Linked DNA regions of Mus musculus: all the other regions are linked to region 1. The links are chromatin loops, found by intact Hi-C in ENCODE. Cell type or tissue: left cerebral cortex. All regions are shown on one strand. Region 1 holds the start of Mtss1 (MTSS I-BAR domain containing 1). Region 2 holds the start of Sqle (squalene epoxidase). Region 3 overlaps Mtss1 (MTSS I-BAR domain containing 1). Region 4 overlaps Mtss1 (MTSS I-BAR domain containing 1). Region 5 has its middle 51 kb from the start of Gm36617. Region 6 has its middle 77 kb from the start of Gm36617. Region 7 overlaps Mtss1 (MTSS I-BAR domain containing 1).

The links. Hi-C counts contacts between places; a loop is a spot of excess contacts. Peaks named below come from ENCODE experiments on the same cell type or tissue, not always from the same donor. Only the 100,000 strongest peaks of a DNase experiment are listed, where the experiment ranks them.
Region 2: it touches region 1 in a loop (3-fold over the local background); 4 of 42 quality-filtered maps call a loop at or near these places.
Region 3: it touches region 1 in a loop (2.5-fold over the local background); 5 of 42 quality-filtered maps call a loop at or near these places.
Region 4: a loop joins it to region 1, with 6 times the contacts of the local background. A loop is called at or near these places in 23 of 42 quality-filtered maps.
Region 5: it touches region 1 in a loop (2.4-fold over the local background); 18 of 42 quality-filtered maps call a loop at or near these places.
Region 6: it touches region 1 in a loop (2.0-fold over the local background); 3 of 42 quality-filtered maps call a loop at or near these places.
Region 7: a loop joins it to region 1, with 8 times the contacts of the local background. A loop is called at or near these places in 6 of 42 quality-filtered maps.

Annotation. Positions count from the first base shown.
Region 1 is chr15:59,078,735-59,082,734 of GRCm38, reverse strand. Mtss1 (MTSS I-BAR domain containing 1) reads left to right here and starts at 709. Exons shown (of 15, transcript NM_144800.2): 1 at 709-1,279. The coding sequence starts at 1,208. In left cerebral cortex, no CTCF peak of the experiment used is centred here; DNase peaks (open chromatin) are centred at 996, 1,453, 2,046, 2,264 and 1 more place; H3K4me3 peaks cover 2,828 bases; H3K27ac peaks cover 2,342 bases.
Region 2 is chr15:59,312,794-59,316,793 of GRCm38, reverse strand. Sqle (squalene epoxidase) reads right to left here and starts at 1,702. Exons shown (of 11, transcript NM_009270.3): 1 at 665-1,702. The coding sequence starts at 949. In left cerebral cortex, a CTCF peak has its summit at 1,865; DNase peaks (open chromatin) are centred at 786 and 1,837; H3K4me3 peaks cover 2,643 bases; H3K27ac peaks cover 1,326 bases.
Region 3 is chr15:59,023,221-59,027,220 of GRCm38, reverse strand. The region is part of intron 3 of Mtss1 (MTSS I-BAR domain containing 1); the gene reads left to right. Among named protein-coding and RNA genes, the nearest start is that of Gm41330, 31 kb to the right of the region's middle. In left cerebral cortex, a CTCF peak has its summit at 2,100; no DNase peak of the experiment used is centred here.
Region 4 is chr15:58,972,275-58,976,274 of GRCm38, reverse strand. Mtss1 (MTSS I-BAR domain containing 1) reads left to right here. Exons shown (of 15, transcript NM_144800.2): 4 at 3,715-3,799. Among named protein-coding and RNA genes, the nearest start is that of Gm41330, 20 kb to the left of the region's middle. In left cerebral cortex, CTCF peaks have their summits at 978 and 1,754 (motif pointing left); DNase peaks (open chromatin) are centred at 1,003 and 1,740; H3K27ac peaks cover 653 bases.
Region 5 is chr15:59,192,906-59,196,905 of GRCm38, reverse strand. No RefSeq gene overlaps it. Among named protein-coding and RNA genes, the nearest start is that of Gm36617, 51 kb to the left of the region's middle. In left cerebral cortex, a CTCF peak has its summit at 2,269; a DNase peak (open chromatin) is centred at 2,267.
Region 6 is chr15:59,167,270-59,171,269 of GRCm38, reverse strand. No RefSeq gene overlaps it. Among named protein-coding and RNA genes, the nearest start is that of Gm36617, 77 kb to the left of the region's middle. In left cerebral cortex, no CTCF peak of the experiment used is centred here; a DNase peak (open chromatin) is centred at 1,804.
Region 7 is chr15:59,007,673-59,011,672 of GRCm38, reverse strand. The region is part of intron 3 of Mtss1 (MTSS I-BAR domain containing 1); the gene reads left to right. Among named protein-coding and RNA genes, the nearest start is that of Gm41330, 15 kb to the right of the region's middle. In left cerebral cortex, no CTCF peak of the experiment used is centred here; a DNase peak (open chromatin) is centred at 1,917.

The sequences.
Region 1 (4,000 bases):
AACCATCAGCATTCCAGCCATATGCAGCCAACGATCTGTACAGACAGATGGGCAAGTGATTAGGAACCCTGATGCCCTTTGCGTTCGCTCAGCCTCAGCAGATCAATCTAGCGCCCTGCAACTTTCTGGAACTCAGCATCCCACCGCAGGATACTCTTCCCAGACTCTCCCTAATCTTGTAGCTGGCTCCCTGCAGCCGTGACTCGGGCGTTGCAGTCCTGACATCATCGAAGAGGCCTCTTCTCCAGAGGCTGCAGCAGCGACAGCAGTAACAGCTTTCCCGCCTCACTGGTCGCTCACCAGGTGCGGGGCGCAGCGCTCAACGTGCCGACCTTGCAGGTCCCTCGAGGGGCGGGGCCGGAGGTGCAGCGCGGCTTCCCTGCACGCTAGCTGCCATTGTGGGCGGCTGGGCGCTCACTCGCCCTCTCCACTCAGAGACCCTCGCCGCACGAGGCGCTCTGAACGTCCGGGAGACGCACACCGGGCTCGCCTACCCTCCCGCCAGCTCCTCCTTGCAGCAGGCGCTCTGCACGCCTCTCAGCCAGCGCGCGCTCCCAGCCCCGCCCTCGGGCGGCTCACGCACGAGCCGCGGGCGCGCGCCTCCCCCGCGCTCCCGCGCCAGACGGTCGCGAGCGCGCGTGCGCTCCTCGCAACATCCCCGGGAGCACCGCCAGAGCGAGCGCGGGGCCGGGCGCACAGGAGTAAAAAGGAGGCGGCGGCCGCGTCTGCGAGCAACAGATCCGGGCGACGCGAGCTGACCTCGTCTGCTGCTGCCCTTTTTCGTTCTCTCTTTCTTTATTTTGGAGTTTCAGAAAAAAATTATATTTGGAAGACATTTTTTTTTTTTTCGTAAATGGCGCTGGCCCCGGGTCAGCGGGCGGTTTTCTCTGCACCAAGATGGGCTTCGCCTTTTCCGTCGTGGGCACTCTTGGTGGCTTGATTGTCAGTCTTCTCCGGGCATTTTTGAGACCAGGAGCCGAGCACTGCACATAGGTGACTCGCCCTCCGGAGCGGCTGGGCGTCTTGGATTGGGACTTGGGGGGGCAGAGTGCAGTAAATTGCGAGCACCGCGTGCTCTCTGCAAAACCGGCGGCGAGCCGGAGGTAGGTCGCTCCCAGGGTGAAACCGCTCCCGGGCTGAGCGAGCCCGGCCCCGTGCGCAGTGCAGCCGCCCCGAGAGCGTGTCCTGTCCCCGCCGCGCCGGGAAAATGGAGGCTGTGATCGAGAAGGAATGCAGCGCGCTTGGAGGCCTCTTCCAGACCATCATCAGCGACATGAAGGTAGGACGCTGGGGGCGCGGCTGCTCTGACCTCGCCGCGGGGCTTCCCCTCCACCGCGGCCGGCCTGGCCCTCGCCGGCGCTGCCGGCCACCTGCGGGAGCTCTGGCGACCCGGGTGTCACCTTCTTACCCGCCGCACTGCTCCGGCTGTGCTGGGTCACTGGGCAGGCGACTTCCCGGGGGCTAGTGGGGGAGAGTCTGATGCCACTTACCAACCCCTGCATTCATAATCCCAGGGGGCGACACCATCTTGTTCCTTTGGGGGTTTAGGGCCCTAGTTCCAAGTTTTCCATTGTCTGTCCCTGGACTGAGTGTCTGCGACCCGTGGAGGATGGACGCCCTGGAGGACACCTGACTCCCTGGGTTTGGGGTGGAGTGCTTGGCGCGGTGGTGGAGCGGTAGTGGGGGCCCCTGCTTGGCTGCAGGAAAGAGTCTTCCGGCCTGGGAGATTGGGTGGCAGGGTTGTTACAAGCTTGGCTTTCAGGTCTACCTGGAGTAGGGGAATCTGAGCAAATTAGTTATTAATTAGTCTGTTCCAGAGCTGCTGATGGTGTTCCTTGCATTCCCCATACCCTCCCCCGGGGCTTGGCGCAGAAGTTCCCAGGGACCCCGAGCCTGAGAGGCTCACAACAGGAAGGCAAGGTTGAGGTTTCCAAAACTACTATACCCAGCTCTCTCAAACACACATCCACACCCCACTCTTCTCTGGGAAGGATTGTGTGTGCGTGTGAGTGCGCGCGAGTGTGTTGGGGGCGGGGAACAACCCTAGCCTTTTCCTGCAAAGGGTGGGACTGGAGATAACCTGATCCTCGATTGTGGGTTTTCTGGTGCTCAGAGGTACACCGTGACTTAGGTTACCCACCCTAATAAGATAGAAGCAGTTCCAGGAGCTGCCTGGAAGTGGGAATTGGGGGCGGTAGTGGGGGGCATTTTTTTCCAGTGTATTTAGGGAGCTTCTCTTTGGCTCGAGGCCAGCCCCAGTCTGCCTCAACAGATCCGGGGAGGTGGTGTTTAATTAAGCGCTCGGCTTCCAAAAGAGTGGGCAGGTTTGGAAAGCTGTGTTGGCGAGTGGGTGTGGACAGCCCCTCTTCAGCCGCTGCCTGGCGCCTGGGGAAGCTTTTGTCTGATGAAGTGTAAGGTTTGGAGAGGCCGTGGGCCTTCGCCATGGACTTTGGGGAGGAATGTTCAGCTGTCATGCCTGCCTCCTCCTTTTAGAACCAACTGTCACCTCATCTAGTGTGAACTTTGCCAAGGTGCCTGGTTGGTCCCCCTCAGGTCCATTTTGCAAGCCTACCAAGCTCGTGCCTTTTGTCAGAAATCCTTGTAGCCTAATCTGTAGCCAGAGCCTGCTCGCCCAGGAATGCCTCTAATCCAGTGGTTTGGAATTAGATGGATTAGTCTCTTCAAAGACAGCCCCTTTCATTCCTTTGCCCTCAATCCACATTGAATTATCGAAGTGTTCTTTTGAACAAAGATTGATGCCCCTGCTTGGACTCTGGTGTTTATTGTTAACTTAAATTTCACCCACTTTACTAGAGTCAAAACAAGATTTGGTTTGAGGCACACACACTGTATGTTGTGATGTGCAGAGGAGTTTTTTTTTTTTTTTTTTGAGGAGGTAATGATGTTTCCAGTCCCTGAATAGAAATGAGGAATCCAGGGATCTAAACCGATCCCTGACTTCAGCCCCAGAGTAATCACACCTGGAGTTTTCTCTACCTTTGATGATGATGACGACTACGACTATGACTGTTGTTATTTTAATCCAAAATCAGGGCTCAGTTCTTTTCAGTAGGTGGTTTGAACCCAAAGCCCTTCAGAAGGTAATCCTTCCCCAAGGATGGGGTTGTGCCACCTTCCACCCACCAGCTGGATGCCTGGTGTAGGCCCTGCCTAGACATTTGTAGGTGGAAGACCTCTTACACACCGCTCTAGTCTCTTTCTCTTTGAGTTTGGTAGATTTTTTTCCCCACTTGACAGTAGAATATTTCAGACTGGAGGCACAGCAGAAAACTACATTGTGCTTTGGATTCTGATTTTAGGCCCTTTGGGGGAAGAGAGGGATCGGGGAGAGAGAGCATGCAGGTTGTCTGATTTCTAAGGTTGTTTTATGCGAAAGGGAACTGCTAAATATTTACATGGAGTTTTCTTCCTTAGAAGCCTTCTTTTATGGAGTGGCCAGCGATGACACTTCAAAAGAGAAGTGACAAGATTAAATTGGGCTTTTTAGGACAGACAGCATAGGATATATGGATATGTGGCGTTGTCGGCAAGAAAGTCAGTCATTGTGGTGACCTCCTTGTCCTTCCCATCTTTAAACTCGTGACCAGCTTATCATATTTTTGGTTCCCTTTCTGTTTGCTTTTAGGGAGAAGCCATTTGGATTGTCATCATGGTACCATTTTTAGGGCTTTTTTTTTTTTTTTTTTTTTTTTTAAAGTGATGTTAAATTGGGGTGAGAAAAAGGCTAAGAACTTTTTTTTTTCTGAATAGCTTTTGAGACTTCATAATGTACAGCAACACAGGAAGGGAGTCAGTTTCCTCTTTGGAGAAAAATAAAAAGATAACAAGAGAGTGGAATAGTTTCCACGCCTGTGCCATCCATCTTTCTTCTGAGGCAAAGACCCTCGAGACACAGCAAAGCCCCGGAGAGGTTTCTCTGCTTCCTGCAAAGGTTCTCGGTGGGACTGAGTCCTGGGCTGTCAGGGCCTGTGTTTCTTTC
Region 2 (4,000 bases), 230 kb before region 1:
TCTTAAGGGAAAAGTTCACATATCCCTGGCTAGTAGGTCCTACGTGATCTGACTTGCCGCCCTGTTCCTCTCTCATCACCTACCACTGGCCCCATCATTCCCTCGAAGTAATTAATGGCACCACAAATATTTAAAGATCCAGTCTCTAACGTAAGCCTGTCATTCAGCTCTGACTCAACTTAGGAGCGGACTGCGCTGACTAATTGCTTCAATAGATAGTGGGGGACGGATTTCTGCCCAAAACTTTAAAGTGTTAGGCATCTTTATTGCTTTTCAAATTGCTGTCACTTTCCACTGTCTGCCATCACATTTATAAGTAGCCTTACCTGCCACACAAATTCTCCCTTGTCAGGAACAAAAATCATCCTTACCCAGGGATTTTAAATTAAAAGCCACAGTGAGTCTGTCTCCCAAATGAAATTCTAACATTTCCTACCAAAATCAACACCCAATCCCTGAGGTTCACACAACAAATGCTTTTCATCTTCCCTAAGAGCACAGCCACAACACAGTCCAGAACTTTAAGAAACGCAATCAAATGAGAACACTGACGCTTCTAAGCCACCACTTTCGTGACTTTTAAAGAAACCATAAACTTCAGTGACCTCGATCTGAAGTTTAAAATACGATCCCATTCATTTGCCCACTGTGGCATCAGGCATACCTTCTTGGACTCCAGCTGTTCTTTCTTTTCTGATTCAGGTGACTTGGCCCAGAAGAAGCCAATAAGAGGCAAAGCAGAGAGAATATCCGAGAAGGCAGCGAACTGGGCGCCGCTCTGATGGCGGCCAAGGAGGCCCCCGTGTCGATGGCGACAGCGGTAGGAGAGCACCAGGCCCAGCGACAGGAACACCAGCACGCACAGCAGGAGCTCCTTGTTGGCCAGGGTGACATCCCCGCATTTCTTATAAAAATAGGTGAAGGTAGCAATGCCAAGAAAAGTCCACATGGCTCAAAAGGCTTCTTTGGTGGCACCAGCCAAGGCTGAGGATTTTGTGTTTTGGGGGTCTCTTGGGGGGGTCTTTTTTCCTCGGAAGGTCTTCAGTGATTAAAATGTCCCCAAAATGTAGTTCTCAAAGGGGTTCGGGGCAACCGGTCGAACTTCTTCCAATAAATAGTTTCAGGATCACGAGTCAGATGTGATCAATTTTTGAAATCATTGAGAGTGCAAATGTATCTTAAGTTGTCCAGATCTTAAAAGGCAGCATTTAAAGCCTGCCTACCCCAACGGCTCCTGATTACACACTTCTTCATTCAGCCAACTGATGGACACGGGCCTCTCTATTGGGCTGAGGGGTGCGAATGTGGCTGTATACTTCGATGTCCGCTCGCCTGGCTGTAAACGGTCTTTTGTCACCAGCAGCAGGTGCTCGGTAGGAAGGAGTCGGGAGCGTAGAAGGATCTGGGTGCTGGGAAAGCTGCCCTTAGCAACACTGCCCCGGCAGCCTTCTCCAACAAAAGATGGCCACGGCGTCCCGAAGCGCGGCGGCAGCCTGGCAGCTCAGCCCTCCCTTGGAGATTCCTCCTCAAGCAAGCCCCGAAGTCACGGCCGGGAACCTGTCCGACCGACACTTGCCTTCCTCGAGAGTGAATGGCTGTCTCGGATGAGCGTCCTTCAGAGCGAGGCGAAGGCTCCTGCCCGCCGGGTCCCCAGCATCCCTCGCGGACAGTAACCAGAGTAACCGCTGCGCGCCCCGCTCGCAACCCGGCCCCACGCGCTTCAGCCGCCCGGCGGGCTCGGCCCAGCCCAGGGACCGGGAGGCGGGGCTCCGGCCCGGCACCGCCCCTTGAGCGGACCCCGCCTCCCACGCCGTCCGAACCAATGAGAGCGCGCACCGCGCGGTAGGCTGAGATGGCGCTATAGAGCGTTTGTCCAATGGCGGGCGGCGCACTCCGCGCGGCGCCAGTCGCAGAGGCGCTAGGGCGATGTTGCGTGGTGCGGGGCGGGTGCGTGGGGTGGGCGCGGGGCCGGTGGGTGAATGGGGCGGTGCCCGCTCGGCCTGGCCGCCGCGGGGTCCTCAGGCCCCACCTGCGGAGGGTGGAGCTCGCTCTGGAGGAACTCTTGGTGGCTCCTGGTGGCTCAAACGCAAGAGAGCTACAGGAGTCATCCGGGCGGACTGGATGATCACGGGCTAGAAAGGCGAGGAGGACGTGACACGCCGGCGAACCTGCCATAATTAGTGGACGAGGACTAAAGAAAATGAGAGAAGTCAGTAGGTGGAGATGGATCACGCCTTTAATCCCAGAACTCGGGATGCAAGAGGATCTCTGTGAGTTTGAGGCCAGCTTGATCTGCATAGCGTGTTCCAGACCAGTCAGAGATACACAGTGAAATCCTTCTCGGGTTAAAGAAAGAATGAGAAAGGAAAAAAAAAAAAAATGTCCTAATCAACAGCAATCCCAAAACTGTTTAATAAGATCATTTTATGTTTTAAGCACTATGCCAGAGCGTTGCAAACATTCATTCAACCCTTACAGCAGTCTTGCAAGAATGGCATTACCTTTCTGTTACAGAAGTAACCGAGCAGTTTATCTGCCGTCGTTCATGAGACTAACAACATCATTTTATACTATCCACAGCTACTGTCATGTAACCGAATTTCAGACTCGACAGTACCATTTAATTATCAAGCTTTCGTTGAGTTCTTAGTTATCTATGGTTTAGGTCTCACCCTAAACACTTCTCAGATATCTTTATTAGTTTCTGCGATTTTTTTTTAAGTCATTCAAACAGGTACAGTTGTTTAACCCGTTTATCCTTTAATAATGAAAGAAGTAAGTCTCACAGAACTGTATCCTACCAACCCTTTGCAGCAGGCACAGCCAACTCTATCTAGCTCCACATTTCTTCCTTCCTTTCGATTTGTTTACTTATGTATTTTGTCTACATGTATGGCTGCACTTTAGAAGAAGGCACTGGATCCCATGGGACTACAGTAACAGTTGTAAGCAGCCATTCGAGCACTAGGACTTGAACTGTGGACCTCTCATAGAAGCCATTGCTCTTAACAGCTGAGTCATCTCTCTGGCCCTAACACCACATTCCTAATGAGGGTCTCTCCATGTTCCTAAGTCCAACCAACAATAAGCTGAAATTCTAGGCAACTTAAATGAGTCTTAACCTTGCCAAATGTCTCCCACCTTTGGGCACTAGTAGGAGAAAATGAGATGTATCTAATACTCTCAAAAAGCAGCATTTGCACAGAACATAGGATGAGATCTTGGTGGTCAGTTCCACATGTCAGGCATACAAAGAGGCAAACTAAAACTGTCACTCCTGAAGCTAAGGAATTGTGTCCGAAGGTAAAACACGGAATTAACTCAGGGAAAAGACTGTCCACATTGAAAAACAGAACTCAGGATCCTTCTTGTTATTCTGATTTTGGCCAAGACAATGCAACCATTACTAGATAATCCACTTAATCGGACATAGATTAGAACATAACAGTCATTGATTATCAATCGCATGACTCAATGCTTTAAAGCTCTATCCCACTTCCACACTATTTTAATTCTTTTGGGCAAACAAAACATCAGGCTACAGTCACAGTATTGGGAAGTATCTATGAGCCTGTCAGGAATGGTGCTCTAGAAAGAACTTGAATGACAAAATAGCCACTATTCAAATGCTGCTCTTCAGAACCCAACAAGTAGCTGGTGCAACAAAGGGAATGGGTCTGAAGATTCATCTTGTCTGAGTCAGTATTTGACATGTATGATTTGAGCCTGTAGTACAGGCACAGCGGTTCTACATGCTACGAACAATTTTAGTGAGTGAAGTGTTTAAAATGAATCTTCCTTTTTAGACACAGAAAACATTCAAGAAATCACAGTATTTGCTTAAAAGTATGCTTTCCTTGGGTAAACCCACAAAACCAGTAAGGATCTATCTTCATTTGCTAAAACAAAATATGGTAATTCAATTGCAACCATAATTCCCAATTTCATGTCTTTTTGTTTAGTCATGAGTACTCTATATTTTCCTTTGAAGCTATTCTTA
Region 3 (4,000 bases), 56 kb after region 1:
TAGCCTGTGCCTGCCGAAGTGTTCTTTTGCGAATGCTTGGAGCAAGATGCTGGTACCGTCTTCCTTCCTAGAGTGCAGGGATTTTCTTATGTTACAGCCATTTCTTTTTCTCTTACCAGTTCTGAATGAAGCCCTGGAGAGTAAACATTAGCTTTGTTTAGCCACACCGAGTCAGGAGATTTTTAGCTTGTGATCTAGGAAGGCCACTGCTTGCGTTGTGTTGTTGAGTCAATGACTTTGCATTGACAAAGACGCTGAGCCTTACTGGAAACCAACCAAGTAGCTCATTGTTTTTGAGTCCTTGTAAAACAAATAAAAACAAAACAAAATTACCTTGATTGTATTCCAGAGCCAGCTGTGAAGCATGTGCACTTCGGGTTTGGTCCAGTTTTGCAAACATTAAGAGCCCGACACTTCTGATTCACCCTTACTTGGCATCATTTGCAAGAGGGTGACACCTACGCAGTTTCTCAGGCTGTGCTTTCTACTAATTGTTTGTTTAATTAGAAAATGAGTAAGTATTTATAGAGAAAGTAGAACCCAAAGCTGTGGGGATGAAACCTTCTCTAATTGTGCAATCAGGATCTGCCGACTCCTGCACTTTTCATGTGTGTGTGTGTGTGTGTGTGTGTGTGTGTGTGTGTGTGTGTGTGTTGGGGGGGGCGGCAGGCCTTATTTTCCTGCTGCTGTTTACGGAGAGCCCCTCTCCCCACAACTAACATTTCTAGCAGAACAAAAGGAAATCCAGTGTCTGGAAGCTTCCTTGGCAACAAGGTTGCAAAGCCAGACACAAATTATCCATCTAAATCGGGAACTCTGTGTTCATTTGTCATTAGATGTGTGGGAAAGGGCCCGTGTGTCACAAACAGGGTCTCCTTCACATCTCAGGAATGGAGTGAGTCAAAGCTCCATAGATAAGCTTTGTGGAATTTGCTTGTGTTGGGTGGGATCCTGCAGAAAGAGCTAAGAATGGAGAGAGGTTATTTCGCCCCGGGTTTAGATGGTGGCTAGATACACTGAGACGGCCATCTTAGCATGCCTTCTTACACCTTCTCCTCTGTTTTCTGGTCACATCCAGTGGTATTGATTTTTCCATTCTCTTATCATCAAGCTGGTATGCTGTTAGACAGTGTCGGGATGTATGCAATGTCAGTCCTATGGGTCTGTTTGCCATTTGGAAACAAAATGGCCACTTAGTATATTTTTAGATGTCTGTGGTCATAAGAGGGAAAACTCATTTGCAAACACACAAAAGAGAAAGGGCAGTTTAAAAACTGGAGACAAGAGAGGCAGTTCCCGTGAGCTAAGCGTGGCTGGCTCGCTGATCTGATAGCATCCCCTGCCTCCAGCATCAATCTTCGTGAGCCATTTTTCCTGGTTGTGGGCTGGATTAAAGCATGTCTGATCAGATGGAATGTGTGGATTTTATTGTGTCTGTAAGAAAACAAAGGTGGACAGAAAGGCCGCCTCCCTTCTTGGTGGGGGTACACATGGCCACTTTCCTGAGGTGCCTCAGAGTCTCACCATCATCTTGGATTTAGACTCTAGCTGTGGAATGAATGTTTCAGAGACTGACCCCTAGCTCAGTGCTTTGCAGCCAGGCAACCTTGCGGATTATGGATGCCTAACCATCATTCCTCATTTGCATATCACCTTTTATTGTAGTAAAAATGTATATGACATGAAATTTACCGTTTGAACCATTTTCTAAGTAGACAACTAAATGGCATTAAATCCATTCGGGGGTCAGTGAGATGGCTCACAGGTTGAATGTTTGCGGGTTTTCCAAGGACCTGTTTGGCTCCTAGTACCCACCCACTCAGGTAGCTCACACCTGTCTGTAGTTCCAGCTCCAGGGGCTCTAGTGCCCGTGCCTACCCCCTGTGGGTGCACACGTACACAGATGCGTATGTATAAACTCACTAGCCAACACCAGCAAATCAAGGCTGTGTACCCATAAAACAGAAGCTCTCCAGGTCTTTAGCCCTCAAAGACCTGAGATTTAAACCAGGGATTTTCTGCTCTGTGTGCATCTTGTTTCAGTTCAAGGGCTTACTGCCATAAATGTTTAAGATACCTCCTGGAAGTCTGTTGTGTCCATTGCTACCATCTACCGGAATACGTTTTCTAGATGAGCCAAGGCTGGGTTAAGAGGGAGCATGGAGATGGGCCTCACAGTTCATCTGAACACTCACTGATGGATGATCTTGCTCTCCTCTTCCCGCTGTCACTCTTCCATGTTCTGTGACTACATCTGACCTGTCGCCCCACCTGAGTGTTTCTTACCAGTTGGCTTCAAGTCACACTGGGTCTTGGTTTCCCTCTGGTCTTTGTTCTGTTTTAGTCTCTTCCTGGACTTTTCCTTATTAGTATTCTTACAGAAATGTGTGTGACATCTTCACATATCTCCTCCTTGTCCCTTAGCCTCTCTCACAGAGAACCGAATGGAGGCTGCACCTTTACCTCAGCCTACAGTCTAAAGGCAAATTCCTCGAGAGGAGGGAGGGAACCGAGAGGAGGGGATGAAGGAATCTCCGTCTTCTCTTCCCAAATCCCAACCTGCTTCTAAAACGCGTTCTTTTCCTTTGCTAGATCCGGAAGGCGACTTCTGTCTTGGGCTCTGTTGAGTTTCCCTTCCTCCCACCCCTCCTTTATCTGATCCTCTGGGACTCCATGGTGCCCCTAACGGCCTGGACTTCTTTTCTGCAGTTGAGATCCAGCCATCTCCTTTCCTTTTTCATCCAGCTCTGTTAGGGGGGTGGCTTCTGCGCTGGCCAGCATCCTCCTCTCCTTTCTCTTCCTTCCTGTCCCTTCACCCCAGCCCCAGGACGGCCATGTTCTTCAATCCAAGTGGGCTTTGCTTAGGCCATTTCTGTTGTTGTTGTTGTTCTTTTCTTTCTCGCCTTCCTTTCCTAGTTTTTTTTTTTTTTTTTTCAGTGCCCTTTCCTGCCAGAATTAATTTTCCTCTGGTTGTACTTGTACTGTACATTATGAGAACATCTATTTAGCGTTTATAATCGAGCTGCGTGGAGTCCCTGAGAGCAATGCCTTCCATGTGTGATGAACATAGCTACATGTTCATTTATCTGGGCATTCCACATCATCATCATCACCGTCATCGTCATCCTCATTATTTTAGCTCTGGTGAGGTAGCTGTAGTACTTGGCCCGGATGATATGCCTGGGAGGACGATCCGATGCCTCAGGCTGAGCAGAGGATGACTACAAATAAGCAGGTTGTTAAAATGCAGTGGGAACATAATAGTAGCTTAGTTTGTTGAACATTTACTGTGTGCTAGGTGCTAATGAGCACAGCTCTAAAGGCTCATCATAAAAGCTCCTGAAAGCAGGTTCTTTTAGCTGATAGACAGAATAAGGGACGCACACACAGAGGCCCAGTAACTCTTGCTCAGAACACAGAACTGGTTTGTGGTAGAGCGGGACAGACTGTCCCTCCGAGGTGGGTCTGCACAGGCTGTATGTCCACCACCGTGTTTCATAAGATCAGCCTGGTAAGGCTGGAACCCAGGAGGTGTGTTCGTGTGTGTGTGTGTGTGTGTGTGTGTGTGTGTGAGAGAGAGAGAGAGAGAGAGAGAGAGAGAGAGAGAGCACGTGCGAGCGAGCGAGAGCGCGCCACAGGCAGCTTCCCAAGGAGGATGGTAAATGAAAGCGGACATAGCGACAGGCCAAGGTGTCCTGGAGGTTATGAGTTTTGAATAGAACTATGAATTAATGTCTGTAGAGATGGAAAAGGGGGACAAGGTAAGGTCTGTAAACTGGGGGTGGGGTGGGGGTAGAATTGGCCATCACAGAGTTACTGAACTGAGCATAGAAAGCTCTGGAGAATCCCAGAGACAGAGATGTCTTAGACATTCCAGATCTAGGTTTTGCTCATGACATTCATGACACAAGAGCCAACTCTCCCGGTGTCACCATTGGCATTAAGGGTAAGTGTCCCTGTCTGTCAAAATACTAGTTTCCTCAAATCACCTTTGTTATGC
Region 4 (4,000 bases), 110 kb after region 1:
GAGAATTTGAGTTTAAGTTCGTATGTGTGAGTGTGTGCCTTGGTCTGTTGTGGGTGTGGTGGCACTGCTTTTAATCCCCTCTAAGGATAAGGAGCTCATTGGTCAGCCTCCTGGTTCAGTGAAAGACCTTATGTCAAAAAATTAAAAAAAAATAATACAGAAAACAAATTGAGAAAGATGCAAGTCTCTTGTGTTCACACACGTATCCCTAAGGAATAAAGCAAACAAACAAACAAACAACCCAAATGAATTGTTGGTCCAGCCTCCAAATAACAAATATTCCCTCATTCAAGAAGTAAGGTCTTGTCCACCCTTGCAGGGTGGCCAGGTGTCTAAACCAGCCATGTGTAATGCCATAAATCCTCCCATTGTCAGGTTGGCCCTCTTCCAGATGTCTCCTCTGACTCTGTAGCTCCAGCCAGTTTCCTCCAATTCAAACCTGCTGAGGTCAGGAAAGCATCAGCTGTTGCTAAGCACTTAACAGAAAGGTCTGTTTTTAGGGTGACCCACACATGCCAGTATCAGCAACACTGGGTTATGGGGTCCATAGGGAATGTCCTCTGCCTCCTGCCCCTGTGCCAGTTACACAGATACTGCTGGTAGGAAGTTTTCTTAATGTCTTTTCATTTCCTGGCCTCTCTGTGGCTCCCTGTGCTGAGGCACAGTGGTGGGCACAGGCGTTACGTTCAGAAACTGCATGGAATCGGCCCATAGCTTGATTGCTTCTGTTAGGCACTGAAATAGTAGGACAGAAAAGATGGAAAAATGGAGCGCAGGGCCTGGCTGTCAGCACGGTCCTTTCCAACCCCTCATCTCTCCTCAAGGACACGGAAGTGGCAGTGGCGGTTGGCCCTGAGGAAGAGAGTCACACCACCTGGCTCTCTGCACTCCCATTTAGCACCTCGTAGACTTCTAGACTCAAGAACCAAACTCTCAGAGCCGGCTGAACAAACACCACCCCCTACAGTAGCTGTTAGATGAGGACTTCGGGCGTCCTCTGGGCCCTGCCGTCTTTTTAGTTGTCGACTATCTGAAGTATCACATAGCTGACTACAGCTGAATGCACATACCCGGACGATTCCTCCTGCTTCAGTGGCATTAACTAATCCTGTAACCTTGGGCAGGTTGTTTAAAGTACTTACTTCTCCCGTCTCCGAAATGGGCACCGCAGTGTTGTCAACACAACTGAGAATATTGTGAGGACTGACTGATTTAATATGTGAAAAGTACTTAGACGCTCTAAGCAGCACCCAAGTGACACATAATTCTATTTTTAAATAGCTGTATCCTATTCGGTTGGGTGTCTGTGCCCCACGGTTCATTTAACTAGATGATTATAATGGGATTTGTGAGGTGGTAAACATTTCCATCATTGTCCTCCCAGGTAAGGATTCGCCGTTTTTCTTCATTATTTCCTCAGATTAAGTTCTTAGTATATGAGTTGCTGGGTCCAGGAGAGGATGCTATTTTTAGGGCCTTTCTTGATAGCTGCTGATTTCCCCCCAGGAAAGCCTTAGTCTGCCTTCCTTGCAGCGGGGAATAAGCGGGCCAATATCCTGTGTAGTCACGTTATTAACTTTTAATCAAATGAAGGAGCAGGGAAAAGAGATCTTTTCCTGGGGGATAAAGCGGTCCTCATTCCTCACCTTTGTTCACAAGGAATAAAAAAAAAAAAAAAAAAAACACGCTAAAAACAGGCAGATAGGAAGACAGCTGGAGTATGTGAGAATAGCGCCCTCTCGTGGTAATCCCTGGGAAGGCACAAACACTTTGTAGAATGCCAGGTGGTTTTGTTTGTTTGTTTGTATTTTTGTCTGTTTTTTTTTTTTCCCCGGGGGTGCGGTAGGGTGGAGTGGGGATGGGTGACGGGTTGAATGTATCTGACACTGGACTTGAACTTGCTATATAGTTGAAGAAGACTGAATTTTTGACTCTCTAGCATCTATCTCTTGAGTGTGAGGAGTATAGGTGTGTGCTACTATGGTCGTTTCATGGCGCCCAAATGTGTCATAACATGCTAGGCAAGCACTTTCCTGACCGGCCTCCATCCTCAGCAACCCAAGGCACTAGTTAGATGTCAGACCAGCCTTGGGTTCACATTTGGGTTTTTTGCTGCAGCTTTTACAGCAACGGTTAGCAGGGAAGTGTAACTTTTATTCTTCTGGGAAAATCTGGAGGTAATTTTCAGTACTCAAGTCTGAGTATTGGATGGGGGTCCTGCTACTGACTCTGTGTGGGCCCAGACCTACATGTTGTTGACTGAATGGACTGGGTGAGCTCCCTGAAAATGTAGCCTCGTGTGTGTGTGTGTGTGTGTGTGTGTGTGTGAACAGTGTCTCACTATGTCTTCCTGGCAAGTCCAGAGCTTGCTGTGTAGACCAGGCTGGCCTGCAGCTCACAGGATCTGCTGCCCTCTGCCTCCAAAGTGGAAATGCTACCCATTCATTCATTCATTCATTCATTCAGATTTGGTTAGCCCCAGCTGGCTTTGAACTCACAGTGGCTGTGGTGGCTTTGAACCCCTTGCCTCTGCCTCCCGGGCTCTTTGAGTGAATGACTTGTGCCGCCGTGCTCAGCCGAACTATTACTACTTAGTAGTCACTACTTTACCGTCATTTGCTTGTCATGAGCTCAGAGCTTGCAGAATAAAATGGAAACCGAGGGGGGCTGAACCAACAGACAAACATTTCTGTAGAGAAGATAGAACAACATGTAGCATGTGTCATGTCATGGGTGTACACATATAATGTCATGGATTTTCATAAGAGTGGTTTCCCCTCCCTGGTGATTTGGTTAATTGTGTCTTAAGTTCCTGTGGCTTTCTCTTGCTGCCCAGAGAATAGTGTTTTATTTGACACTTACCCAGTTTCACAAGCTTTGCATGTGTGTTTTCCTAACATCATTGACTGTGCCTTCCAGGGTCCTTATGCAATTCTGATCTGAGGTTACAATCCATTCTCCACACATCCCAATAGATTCTGATTCAAGAATTTTTCCAGAAGTGGGGAGGGACAGAAGGCCTTAAAAACTAATCTGGGGAAGGGTGCGGTGCGCCCGAAGGGAAGGCATGCAGAGAATCTTGGGAAAATCAAAACATGCCTTAGCTCCCTCCCACACGTGTGGAACTCTAAGATCTAGGTCACCAGTGTCCAATGAGAAAATATACCATGACTTTATATTACCCTAGAATTGCACGGACCCTGAAATAATGAACCACAGTGGTCCTTAGCTCTTCCAAAACAGCTTTGAGGGTCGTTTGGGCAGATGGGGTGGGATGGGGTCAGGGATTTTTGGTCATCTTTCATGAACAATAATTGTGAGTGTGTGCGTGCATGTGTGCGTTAGACAAAATCTCCAGGAGTCCTTTTCCTCCACCATGTGTTGAATTCAGGTCACTGGCCTTGATTTCTGACTCACAACCAAAAGTACAAAATGAACGGGGACTCTCAGAATAGGAAACATTACATAGGACTGTAGTACACACACCACGTGACATCGTGTGTTTGCATATGCACACATGTGCAATGGGAAGTTCTGAAGGCAGCATCTCAGGTTGGCGACGTCACGTGAGTGTGCTTGGTCTTGGACTCGTGTGTTTGCATATGCACACATGTGCAATGGGAAGTTCTGAAGGCAGCATCTTAGGTTGGTGGCGTCACGTGAGTGTGCTTGGTTTGGGACTCCTGCTGATCTGGGCCTCCTTTGCTTTGCCAGGTGGTACCCGGGAGATCGGCTCAGCTCTCACCAGAATGTGCATGCGGCACCGGAGCATCGAGGCCAAGCTGAGGCAGTTCTCCAGGTGACGAGCATCCCCTGCCCTGTCCCAGAGGGTTAGGTTAGGGACGCGGTGATGTGGCATGCTCCCCTTTACAGCACCAGTCTCCCAGTAGTGTTTAAGCCCTTACAACCCATTCTTTCCCCTGCTGTTCAGTCAGCTGCTGTGTGCTAGGGATGGCTCCAGTACTGGGTCTCAGTGAAGAACTATTTATTAGTCCAGCCC
Region 5 (4,000 bases), 110 kb before region 1:
GGTGAGACATTCAGCTAGGTACCTGAGGAAGGTTTAAATCGGGAATTATGGGTGTGGGCAGAGTTAGGAAAGGCAGCAAGGACTCCCGAAGAGCATTGCCCAAGAGCAATGGACAAAAGCTGTAACTGCTTGTGGGGCTGAAGGGCAAGTGATGGAAACAGAGCTTGCTGGGAACTGTAGCCTTAGAAGAGACACAGCCAGCCCTGGCAAGCCAACAGAGACGGTACTAGAGGAATAACCACCGCCCTTACCTCACGCTCCTCCCATACCCCAGCTACTGATGCCTCCTGCTGACCAACTTAGTGGGCAGGGAGTTAGAGTTGGCAGCCAACACCTCAGTAGGGTAGGCAGGAGAGGCCAGCATGAAGCATCCATTGTGCCCACTATGATCCTGCGTTTATTTTCCAGTGGCAAATCAAACCATGTCTAACGCATGAATGAGCATCATCAACAGTATCTCTGGGTAGATGGATATGCAGCCAACTCCTCACCAGGGATGTAGGCAAAGCTATGCTGAGCAGATCTGAACATAAAAAACATCCTTGTGCACAGAAGATGCGCTTATTCTCATTTCTCTTTGACACACTTTAGAAACTGAGGCAGGAGCTAGAGATTTGCCTCATTCACATAGAAGCAATGTGACTTCACAGAATTTTTTTTTCCCTCACCAACGGACTGCTTTTAGAATCAAAATAGGAAAGAATAATGAACTCTTTAGTTTTGAAGAAAAAACAAACTTTTTCTTCTCCTGAAAGTCCCCTCACCCACATGGCTCTGAACAGGTGGGGGATGGCACTAAGGGACAAGGGTACCTCAGGTCCGGGGACAGAGTCTGGGAAAAGCCGGGATCATAGTTTAAGGGACAGTTGTGCACAGGGAAGAAGCCAGCAAGGACACAGGGAGAGGAGGAAATGAAGGCTTCAGAGAGGAGCAGAGAGGGAGACATTATTACACCATTACACTATTACAGTGGCTTCACAGCCGCTGCCTGGAAAGTTGGAAAGTTCTCTAGAGGCCTTCTGTGGAGAAGAAAGGCTTGCACGGTATCACAGCTGGGAAGGACGTCAGACAGAAGCTGGTGGGAGGCAATTGGCACCTATGCTTCTCAGGCGGGTAGGACCTGGGACGAGGTAGGCTCATTCAATACACACTTCTTTCTTGCTGGAAAATCAGGGAGGCGAGGACAAAATGCTTTGTTCGATTTTTGATATTCAACAAATATTTACTGAGGTATGGGTACACAGGAACTTCAACAAGATAATTTTCCTGTTTTCCAAGAAATCAGAAAGTGCCACGCACTTGAAGTCAGGTGATGGGTGAGTGAGGGCTTCTGGGAATTGCTTGGAATTTTGTCTCTTTTGCTGGAACATTCTCGTGTCCTCTGCTCTTGCATCCTCCCACCCCTCCACCCCATCCACTCAGTACTGCTGAAGTTAATGTGTTCTTCCCTCATCTGTGTCCCACAGCGCCCTTCCCACGCCTCTCTCAGACATGATCCCATGGCATAGAGCAAGAGTTTAGAGTTTCAGAGTCCCATGGGCTTGGTTTCTATGCCTCCTCTGCTCCTCCCTAACTTGGTATCTTTCCACCTCCTCACCTGAAGAATGGGAGCAACACTGCCTCCCCAGGGGTGCTGTGAGAATGGAGTCATCATCAGCATCCAAAGGGTAAGGCCCACAATGGAACACACTGGATGAGGAGGAAGAGTTGGATCAGCCAGAGGGAAGAGTACAGCAGATACCCACCCTCGGCCCAGGAGTGAGACATGTACTGGACAAGAGGCAGGAGGAGAGATGGAGCTATCAGAATACATTTCTGGAACTTTCTAATGGTGGGGCTATGGACAAGCTGCTGGCCTCTCTACACTTCAGTTGACATGGGAAAGAGAAGGATAAACAGGCCTCTTCTCACAGAGATACTGGCGAGGCTCTTCAGGGAGAGGGCAGAAAAATTTCAAGTCTACCAAGGAGCCGGTGGCTGCTGAGTCTCCCTTTGTCACTCCTGCCAGCAGCACCCCGTTTGGCTGGGTTGCTTTCCACGAGGTGAGCCACCTTGGAGCTTCACAATCTAGGATTTCCTGGATCTGGAGCCTAGGCCAGACAGAGGGTTGTCCTCCAGCGCACGAGGAGCCGGCTGTGCTGATTCCAGGGCCCTGCAGAGTGCCCATCTGCTGGGTCTGCCAAGGCCAGAGCAATGAGGTGGAGGCCAGGGAAAGTGTCCCGGTGTCTGAGCTGGATGCCAGGCTGGGCACGGACTTGCTGCTTGCCATGTTGTCCCCACAGGCGCCGCCAGGCTGGCCCTTTCCCTAGAGTAGCCACGGCCTTTGGCCTAGGTTGTCATGGAGACAGTCTTCCTCCGAGGCCCCGGCTTCAGTCTCTGGCTCTCAGCTTGTTCTTGACAGGGAGTCCTCCCCTCTTGACAGGGATTCCTCCCCACTTCCCCAGCTGATTTATTTCTCCCAATAGGCAGCCTCTTGCTTTCAGTCATTCATTCAGTCATTCATTTATTCTGAGGATAAACAAATATGGGGTGCCTCCTACAGGCCACACTCATGTCAGGTGACCAGATACAAAAGTCCCGACTCTGTGGAGACTATACTCTAGTTGGGAAGATAGACAACAGACAAGTAAGAAATACATATAACACAAGAACAATGATATAGAAGTGACATTTGAGCAGAGGCCGGCAGAGGCAAGCAGCCATATTGGTGTCTGGGAAAAGACCCTTCTGAGGGGGATGACAGTGGTGTGGAAACCTCACATCTGAAGGGGCTGCAAGGTCTGAGGAGCATAAGCAGCCGGGAGGGTCCAGTGCAGGGGACGAGGCCGTGCTGGTACTCAAGGCTTTGACACCCAGAGTTCTGAACAAAGCCAAAGAGACTGCATGTCATATTCAAAGATGTGGAGAGTGCTCCCACCGAAGGAGTCAAAGATGTGGAGAGTGCTCCCACCGAAGGAGTCAAAGATGTGGAGAGTGCTCCCACTGAAGGAGTCAAAGATGTGGAGAGTGCTCCCACTGAAGGAGTCAACAATATGGAGAGTGCTCTCACCAAAGGAATCAAAGATGTGGAGAATGCTCCTACCGAAGGAGCCAGGCCCGGAAAGGGGGTGCCACGATTCCACTTGAAAGTTTTAAGGAGTGCTGGGAAGAGGGATGAGGGAGTAGGCACGGATAAGGATAAACCGGAGCTTAGACAGAGCTTGTTGCTGTCATCCAAGACAAATGAGAATGGCTTGGAGCAGGGTGGCAAGCGGGTAGAACAAGCGATATGCTTGGCAGACACGGGCTGTGGAACCTCTCGCTGCTAAGCCGGAAGTGTAAGAAAATGCACTTTCTAAAGGATGACTCCAAGACTTTTAAGCCCAATCAAGTGGGGACGGTTCCTCCTGGGATGAGGAGGAGAAGGGAGGGGAAGGCATGTGGATAGGATTGAGAGCTGGGGCTGGCGAGATGGCTCGGCAGTAAGGCTGTTGCACGACCTAAGTTTGATCCCCAGGACCAACATGTTCTGTGGGGATCAGAAGACATCTTTTGAAAGTTGGTTCTTTCCTTCAACTTGTGCTGTGATATGTGCAAACTCCAACATCACATAACTAATACAGTAAATTCTTTTTTAAAAAATTCAGTCAAGTTTTAATGATGTTAAATTTAAGGTGCTAAATGGAGAAATGCTACACTGTAGCCCATAAATATGCACAATTCTGCATTCATTAAAAAGAAAAAAGAAAATTAAGTGGAAGGTTAAAGAGGATAGAAATACCCACATCTTAATAAAATACTCTGCTTTTAGATTTATTTTATTTTATGTGCATGTGTGTTTTGCTTCATTTATGTGCACCATGTGTACCTGTGGAGGCCAAAAGACAGAGTCAGATCCTATGGAAAAAAACTCTGGAGTTACAGATAGCTGCGAACAATATTGGGAACTAAGCCTGGATCCCCTGGAAGAGCAGGAAGTGGTCTTAACCACGGAGCCATCTCACCAGCCCCCCCCCCACAC
Region 6 (4,000 bases), 89 kb before region 1:
CTCACTGAAAACCTCGTGTCCTTCTCAGGGCCTTTCCTTTAGTGCAGAGCTTGAATTCCCCCCCCCCCCCCCGTGTGTGTGGAGACTGTCGGATTTTGGATTAGATCCTTAGACTCTCAGTGACCACTTTCTTGAGGACTTTTCTGACAGTTCCTGATAAGTGACAAATGCCTTACGGGAAATGGGATATAAAATTCCAGATTCACTTCTCTGTCTTTCCCCTGTGTTTATTGCTGGCTTCATAAGTCCTGGTTACTTTGTTTCTTCCTAATCCCCTCAAAGAGCAAGATTTGCTTTCAGCTAGGTAGCTGGGCTCCTCATTTCATTTGTGGTCTAGCGTTTCAGGTTATTCTTGATAGCAAAGTCAGTATGTAACAGATAGACGTCCAGCCCCTTCCACACATTTTTGACTAGCAAGTTTCTATTTCGCCATTTAGATGTAGGTGCCTCTTCTGCAGAAGACCTGCCTTTAATATGGTTGGACTCTCTCCTGATCTCTTGGTTCCTCTACAGTCCCATAACACCCTTGTGTACTTTTTACACAGCAGGAAAGCCACTGTTCATAATCTCTCTCTCTCTCTCTCTCTCTCTCTCTCTCTCACACACACACACACACACACACACACAAATACACATCCAGTCCCTAAACACATACACATATACACAACACACAAACTAAACCACGAAGTTCTTGAAGCCCGAGGCTAGGGTTGTTCATTTCAGAAATTTCCAAGCCAGCACAACACTCTGGCTAAACAAACACATGCATTAGTAAGAACTCAGCTTGCTCTACATGACTGCTCAGCAAAGGACAAAATATCTGCAAATCCTTAAGATTTTTCTTTTTATTCTGACCCTAGAAAATGACCAGCAAGATATGCAACCCCCCTCATAAGCCTCATCCCAGTCTCCTAACAGTTCTCCCAAGGACCTTAAGAACAAGGCCACTAAAGCTCAGATGCTGAGCCCTGTGCCTCCTGAGCAGATAGTGTGTCCTCTTCCATCTTCCGTCCCTCACATGGAGCAGAAGGACCTAACATCTACCCTCCTGGATTGGCCTGAGTCTACCTCATGGTGGAACATAAACTCTGATGATCGATACCACAGCTTGGGATTCTTGCTCAGTGACTCTGGGTTGGTTTAGTCATTAAACTTTCTTGTGTTGGTAAGTAATAACATTCCTAAAGCCATAAGGCAGGCCAGGGGAGCTAGCTCAGTCAGAAAAGTGCTGCCACACAGCACAGAACCCCAGGACCCACAAGGAAAAGGCAGAGGATGGCATGGCATGGTAGAAGGCACCCATCATAATCCCAACGTGAAGAAAGCAGAGACAGACAAGCGTCCTTGTGACTCACTGGCCATCCAGCCTGCAGAGCTAAGTCCAGACAGCAAGAGAACCTGCCTCAGAGAAGTACAAAGGGTGACTTCTGAGGAATGAGACCTAGTTCCCACACACATGCACACACACACATGTACCTGCATGAACCCATGCATGTACACACACATGAACCTAAATGCGTAGACACACACACATGCTAAGCATGCAAAGTCATAAGGTGGTGGTTAGTAGCCCTTACTGTGCTAAGAGGATCTAGAGAGACAATACACACAACCCGTAAGAAGCTGGGTTGGGACCCTGGTGATGCGCTAACACTGTGATTAATTCTTACCCTCTAGGGAGAAGTGGCTACAGCCCTGAAGCCTCTCGGGAGTTACCAAATGGCACGCGGAGCGCTACAAGATGAACATCCAACCTTTTGCTGTCAGTTTCTTTAGCGTGAAGAGACGCTTCCAGCTGGAACATGCAGCAAGAATGACTCACTGAAATGTTCAGTAAAAACCGAGCCTTTCCCTTGGTTCCTGAAACCTACAAAGCACGCTTCCCCCACCACAGACATGGGCCAGACACAGCTGAGGAAAAAAGAAAGGTCCAGGCTGTGTTGATGACCTCTGTCCTAGCTCAGGAGACTCCATTCTGGGGACTAAGACAGGCTCTGAGTGGATCGTAGAAGACAGAGGCTGTGAGACTGTACACTCTTGTAACCTGGTCTTTAGCGGGACCAGACGGGACATGGAAATGAAGTTCTAAAAGGGTTCTCACACTCCACAGACTAAACAGACAATGACAAGGATGAGGTAGCAAATGGGTATCATCCCAGAACCAGGGGCCCTAGCCTAGGTACATGCTACCGAGAAACAGAGGTGCCAGCTGCATGCAGAGTTGAGGGAGTCCGGACCCAGCAAGTATGAACAGGACATGGCATGTTGAGGTTCTGTCCAGAAGCCAAGAGCTGGTTTGAGACCCAGTAACAGGGTCAGAGCTAGAACTGAGTGGCCAGAAGGAAACACTAAAATGACTTGCTGAGAGGCCACTGGACAGAATATCTCCAAGTGCTTGTCAAGATGCAGATGACCAGGCCCCACTACCCTCCCTCCTGAGAGTCTGAGTATAGCAATCTAAATGGGCTGTAAAAGTCTGTGTTGTTAGTCACAGCCCAACAATTCTTTGTAGGAGTGTCCTCGGCCCCCAACGCTTGATCATAATCACTGGAAAGAAAAACAAAAAGACAAAACCAAACACTCTTTATGTATTCTTAGAGCTCTTAGTTCGCTGGGTGCCTTTGTATGAGTTTCTAAAAGGAGCCCCCTAGGGAGCCAGATTAATTCAATTAAAAAATACCCATTCCTCCAGTAAGTCTGAGTCCTGGGGCCCAGAGCAGGGTGGGTGTCAGTCACTTCTGTACCCTCTGTTTGAAGGCCTTGAGGGATCTGAAGTACAAGGGCAGAGACTGGCCAGCACTTACAGTCTGCTGGGAATGTGGATTTGGAAGGAGGAGCCCGAGGTGAGAGTTCATGTTCTAGAGCCTATTAGTACCGATCTGTGGCCGTGTCTCTTCGCATGACCAGTCAGAAACTTCTCAAGTCTTCCCCATGCACAGCAACTCCACCCAGGAGACAGAATTGTGCTATTAAATGCCAGTGAGTCATGATCAGAGAGCCAGGGCAGCACCTCACCACTTGTCAAAGACTTTGGTAATCAGTCGTGGTCTCCAATGACCACAGGAAGGTGGCCACTCTGGGTCCACCCCATCCCCATGGCCTTAGTACTGGGAGGAATGTTCTAATGAAAGCAAACACAAGTGACATTCTTCTATGCACAAACATAATTAGCAGACAGGCGCAAAGCACAGCTGCTCCTCCCGGCACAGAGATGTCCCTGCTGTCTATCTTTTGCCATTTCACTTTGAGTCTTGCCAGAAAGATGTGTCCAAACACATAGGGCTTGATTCAGACACACCAGAAACGGTAGAAGGACAACCAGAGTCCAGGAAGCATAGAAAGGTGGACTACTTCCACCCAACTAGGAGAAAGCAAGTCCTAGCTACTGACACGGCCGTAGTGCTTCATCTGTCTTTACTGAAAGGTTTGTGGACAAGATATCCCCATATTAGAATTAAGTTGCTCAGGGAAACATAACTCAATCCTTTTGTGCTGCTGTCAGGAGTACCAAGGCTAGACACTTATAAATGGCAAATTTGTACTGTTCCTGGCTCGAGAGGCTAGAAATCTAAGCTCAGATCTTAAGTCTTAGCAGTAGAGGACAGATTCCTTCTGGCCCACAGATCTTTGTCATGCTCTATCCTCACAGGGCAAAGCTGGGCTCTCCGGAGGGTCTTTTGTTTGTTTGATACTGGCCCTGAAATTGTTATTTTAGTTACCGTTATGGCAAGAAGCAACCTAAGAGGCTAGAGAGATGGCTCCGTGATTAAGGGCACTTCCTCTATAGGTATACACACACACACAAATACATAAACAGTGAACTAAGTTTTAAATGAAGCAACTTTTAAAAGGAAAGCATCTGCTTCAGCTAAGAGATGGCGGGAACAGAGTTCACCTTGGCAGGAGGTGTGGTGGGCAACATCTGGTGGCAGGACTGTGTGGCAGCTTGTTCACATCTTGGCTGACCACGAAGCAGAGAGAACTTGATCAGGAACCATAT
Region 7 (4,000 bases), 71 kb after region 1:
AGCCTCAAAATCACATAGATCTGCCTTCATAGAAATCCCTTCTGATTTCTTTATTTTTACGTGTGTTATTTCTGTGTGTGTGTGTGTGTGTGTGTGTGTGTGTATGCGCGTGCATGGACATATGTGCCACAATGTGTGTGTCTGTGGTTCAGTGGACAAAAGAAAAAATTTGTAGAATTAGTTTTCTCTCTCTATTTAGTTATGGGTTCAAACTTGGGTCTCCAGGTTCATGGAGCAAGCACCTTTCCCGATGAGCCACACCCCACTGCCCGTCTGCTGATTTGTTTCTAGTTAGTCCATAGCATTCAGACGTCAAAGTCTGGCCCTGGAGGCTCATTTTGTGGCTTGATGTTCACCCATTAAAATTAAGGTCCCATCTGCCCCCATCCCCACCTGCTGTTCAAGGGACCCGAGCTAGGTAAATATTTAGACATTGATTTGCTATTGATGCAAAATAGTAATCTTCAGTGTAATTTCCCTTTTCCTTTTCAGTTAATGAGAAAGATTAATTATGTTTCTGTGATGCTAAATTAAGAATTGGGAATATGAAAGTCAGTCAGATGGTCCAGAACTTGAGCGGCAAGCCTGTTGGGATCCAATGGTCGAAAGTCTCCGGTGGAATGAAGGTGGTGTAAGCAAATTAAGTGGCACTTGTTTCTCAATAAGCTAGCTTTGTGCTGGGAGGTGGGGTGGAGGATGGAGCGCCCTCTCCCCCCAGCTGCCAGCTGATTTCAGGGACTTTGGGGCACCTAGCCCTTTCATCTGAGGCCAAGATGAAAGAAGATCAAGATAAGGTTGCCAGGGAAACGAAAACGCTACAGGATCCTGTGCTGTTCATGCATTTAAATGTGGTTTGAGGTTTGGGCAGCCTTTTGAATGCAAATGTTGGGACAAGGAAATGAACAATGCTCTCGTGCCAGGTCCTAAGGAAATGTCTGTGGGCTTAATGTAATGCCAGCTGCAGGCCTACGGGTGATGGAGTCTGTCCTCCCCTTGTATGTGGCAGAGCCCCTGATGGAAGGGAAGGGTGAGCTTCCACTTGGGTTTCTTGGAGGTGGACTGGAGAGCATCTGTCTGCATTTCCACTTCATGCCCATCCCATAAACATTTCTTCTGTAGCAATGGAGACTGAGCCCAAGGCCTCACACACGCCAGGCCAGGCTGTACCTACCAGAGGTCCCCCTTCCTCCTTTTGAAATGCGACCTTGCTATAAGTTGCCTTGAACTTGATCTGAGCCCAGGCTGGTCTTGGTCTTGCTTCTCCTCTTCCCTCAGCCTTTCCAGTAGCTGAAATTAGAAGCCTGCACCACTGGGTCTAGCCATACTTGTCAATTATAACTTTTTCTCTAATTTCAAAGTTAAACAAATCCATCATTACAAATTCCCAAGATACAAAACAATTATTCTTGGGTTGTTTAAAAAAACAGTTCACTTTCCTGTAGTTTCACTATCTGGAAGTACCAGCCACGACTTGGGTGTTTCCCTGTGTTTATATTACAAGCACGTACAATTTAGCTGTGTGAGTTTGTACTATTTTAGGAATATTGATAGCCACCTGGACCCCACAGTTAAGGGTGAAAATCATAGCTTTTATGTTTTTAGGTTTTTTTTTTTTTGGAAACATGGCTATGTGAAAGCTGGCCAGACTGGCCTTGAACTTACAGCCTTCCCGATTCAGCCTCTGGAGAGGTACAGTTTTAAATGATTGTGCTGTGACCAGTTTTCTATAGCTGCAGAAACCTTGGCTCACACGGCTGTGATGGTTGCTCAGCCGCTCTCCCACTCGTGGCTGTTGCTTCTTTCTAGGGCTCAGTATTCTTGCCATCCCTGTGCCTGTTTCCATCCCTCAGCTCCTGGCAGAATCAACTCCTCAGGTGGCATTTAAGTAGGAGACACAGCACGTTACAGACTGTAGCTCTAGGGCTGGTTTTTCCCAGGAAAGGTCTGACTGGGCACCCTCCTACCAAGTGTGGGAGGTGTCTCATTAACAGTAGGTGTTAAGCTTTTTTTTTTCCACGCTGCCATTTTTATAACTCAAAGATATGTCCCCTTCCCCCCGCCCCCAGTAGAGAAGACTAGAAAGAGCAGCTACTGTGGTTAGAGAGTTACTGCGTGTAGGATGTGTAAAGCTGTTAACGATCTGTAGTCCTCACAGCTATGAAATTGGAGCCTATGCTCCCATTTCCCAGATGAAGAAACAGAGGCTTTGAGGAAGCAGTCATGATTGACTGTTTTCATACGTTTTTTTGAAGAACACCCAAGACCCCAGTATTGGCTAAGGCTTGGAGGATTACTAGTTTAAGGCCAGCCTTGGCTACACAGGCCAATGCAGGCTTCATGTCTCTTTGTCACAAACCAACAAATCAGGATAGAAATGAGGCTATCTTTTTTTTCTCCCAAATATTAATTAATTAATTAATTAATTAATTAATTATATGTGAGTACACTGTAGCTGTCTTCAGACACTCCAGAAAAGGGCATCGGATTTCATTACGGATGGTTGTGAGCCACCATGTGGTTGCTGGGATTTGAACTCAGGACCTTTGGAAGAGCAGTGGGCTCTCTTAACCGCTGAGCCATCTCACCAGCCCGAAATGAGGCTATCTTAAGTGACACACCGGTTCAGATGGTCAGGGGCAGAGGGTTTGTCACCAGCTGGCGGCTTAACCATTTGAAGGTTGGTTGGTTGGACTGAAGGTGCGCTTTTGGGAGGAAGATAGGAATTCTGACCAAATTGGGCTGTCTGGCTCCTCTGTTTAAGAAGATATAGCTTCTCTGGTGGAGTATCATCTGCTCCTTTAGACCCGGGTGCGTCTTCTTAGCACCTCTCAGCTTTTGTAATCAGAAATGCACAGAGTAGGTGCAAGCTGTGTTTGCTGACCATGCCAGGAGGAACCACGGCACAGAAGCACCAACTCCGGGGTGGCCTCCTGCTGGCCTGCTCAGCCCCATTGCATCCTCACAGGCGTGCAATTCTGCACCTGCCTCAGTTCACCAAGTGCGGCTGCCAGTCTACATGGTTTTCCTCTTACCTCTCTGTGACTTGTTTATTGAAAACTGAAGGTAAAGATTCTGTCTTCCTACTGGGTTTAGTTTTCAGTTTTCTGTGTGTCTTAAGAAATAATCCACGCTTCAATTGCAGGGAGCACAGGAAGGAGGGGGAGGGGGGAAGGGTTGCCCTGCCAAGGAGCCAGTATTTTTGTTTAACGCCTGGGCTGAGGCTTGCTAAGTTCTCTCTGCTTGTCTCCCTTCTCTTTTGTCTTCACTTTGGTCTCTCTGGGCTCCATGGCAAAACTAGAGTTCATGCCTGTTGTGATCCTGATGGGGACAGAGTGACATACATAGTTCATGCCTTTCAGACAGGAAGGGCTCCTCCTGCTCCCCCACCCTCACCCCTCAGCCTCCTTGGCTGCTGTGGGCATAAGGCTTGTTTGTATAATAAAGTATGCATTTTCACATTCCTCCGAGGAATGCCCTCCCTGTTAACATCAGTGACTCCATGAGAATTATCCACAGCATGAGTCCAGGAGGTGAAGGTGTGGCTAATGTCTCAGCAAAATGGTAAACACTGAGACCTTCAGGACAGCCCTTAAGGCTGTGGGAAAGAACTCTAAATACATGAGTTCAATATATATATAATTTCTCAACTATGCAAAATGACTTCCTGTCTATTGAATGGGCTTCATGTTTAAACACTCGGGCTGTGTACTTTCTATACATTTTAATCTAATTCTTAGGCTATTTTAACTTACTATTATTGACAAAAGAAATGGGATCTTGGGACTTGAGAGGGCTGTGGTGATTTCAATTGTATTTGTCCTATCTCAGTCCCTTGGTTCTGCTTGCTCTAATACCACTTTGCTCTCTGGTGGACAAACCTCCTGCTTCCCCAGAAGGCTTACAGGTGGGTAGGTAGGAGGAGGGTGAATTGCTTTGAATTGCTGTACAGGGGCTACCAACCAAAGTGACTGCCCCTGTCCGAGAGGTCCACTGGAGCCAT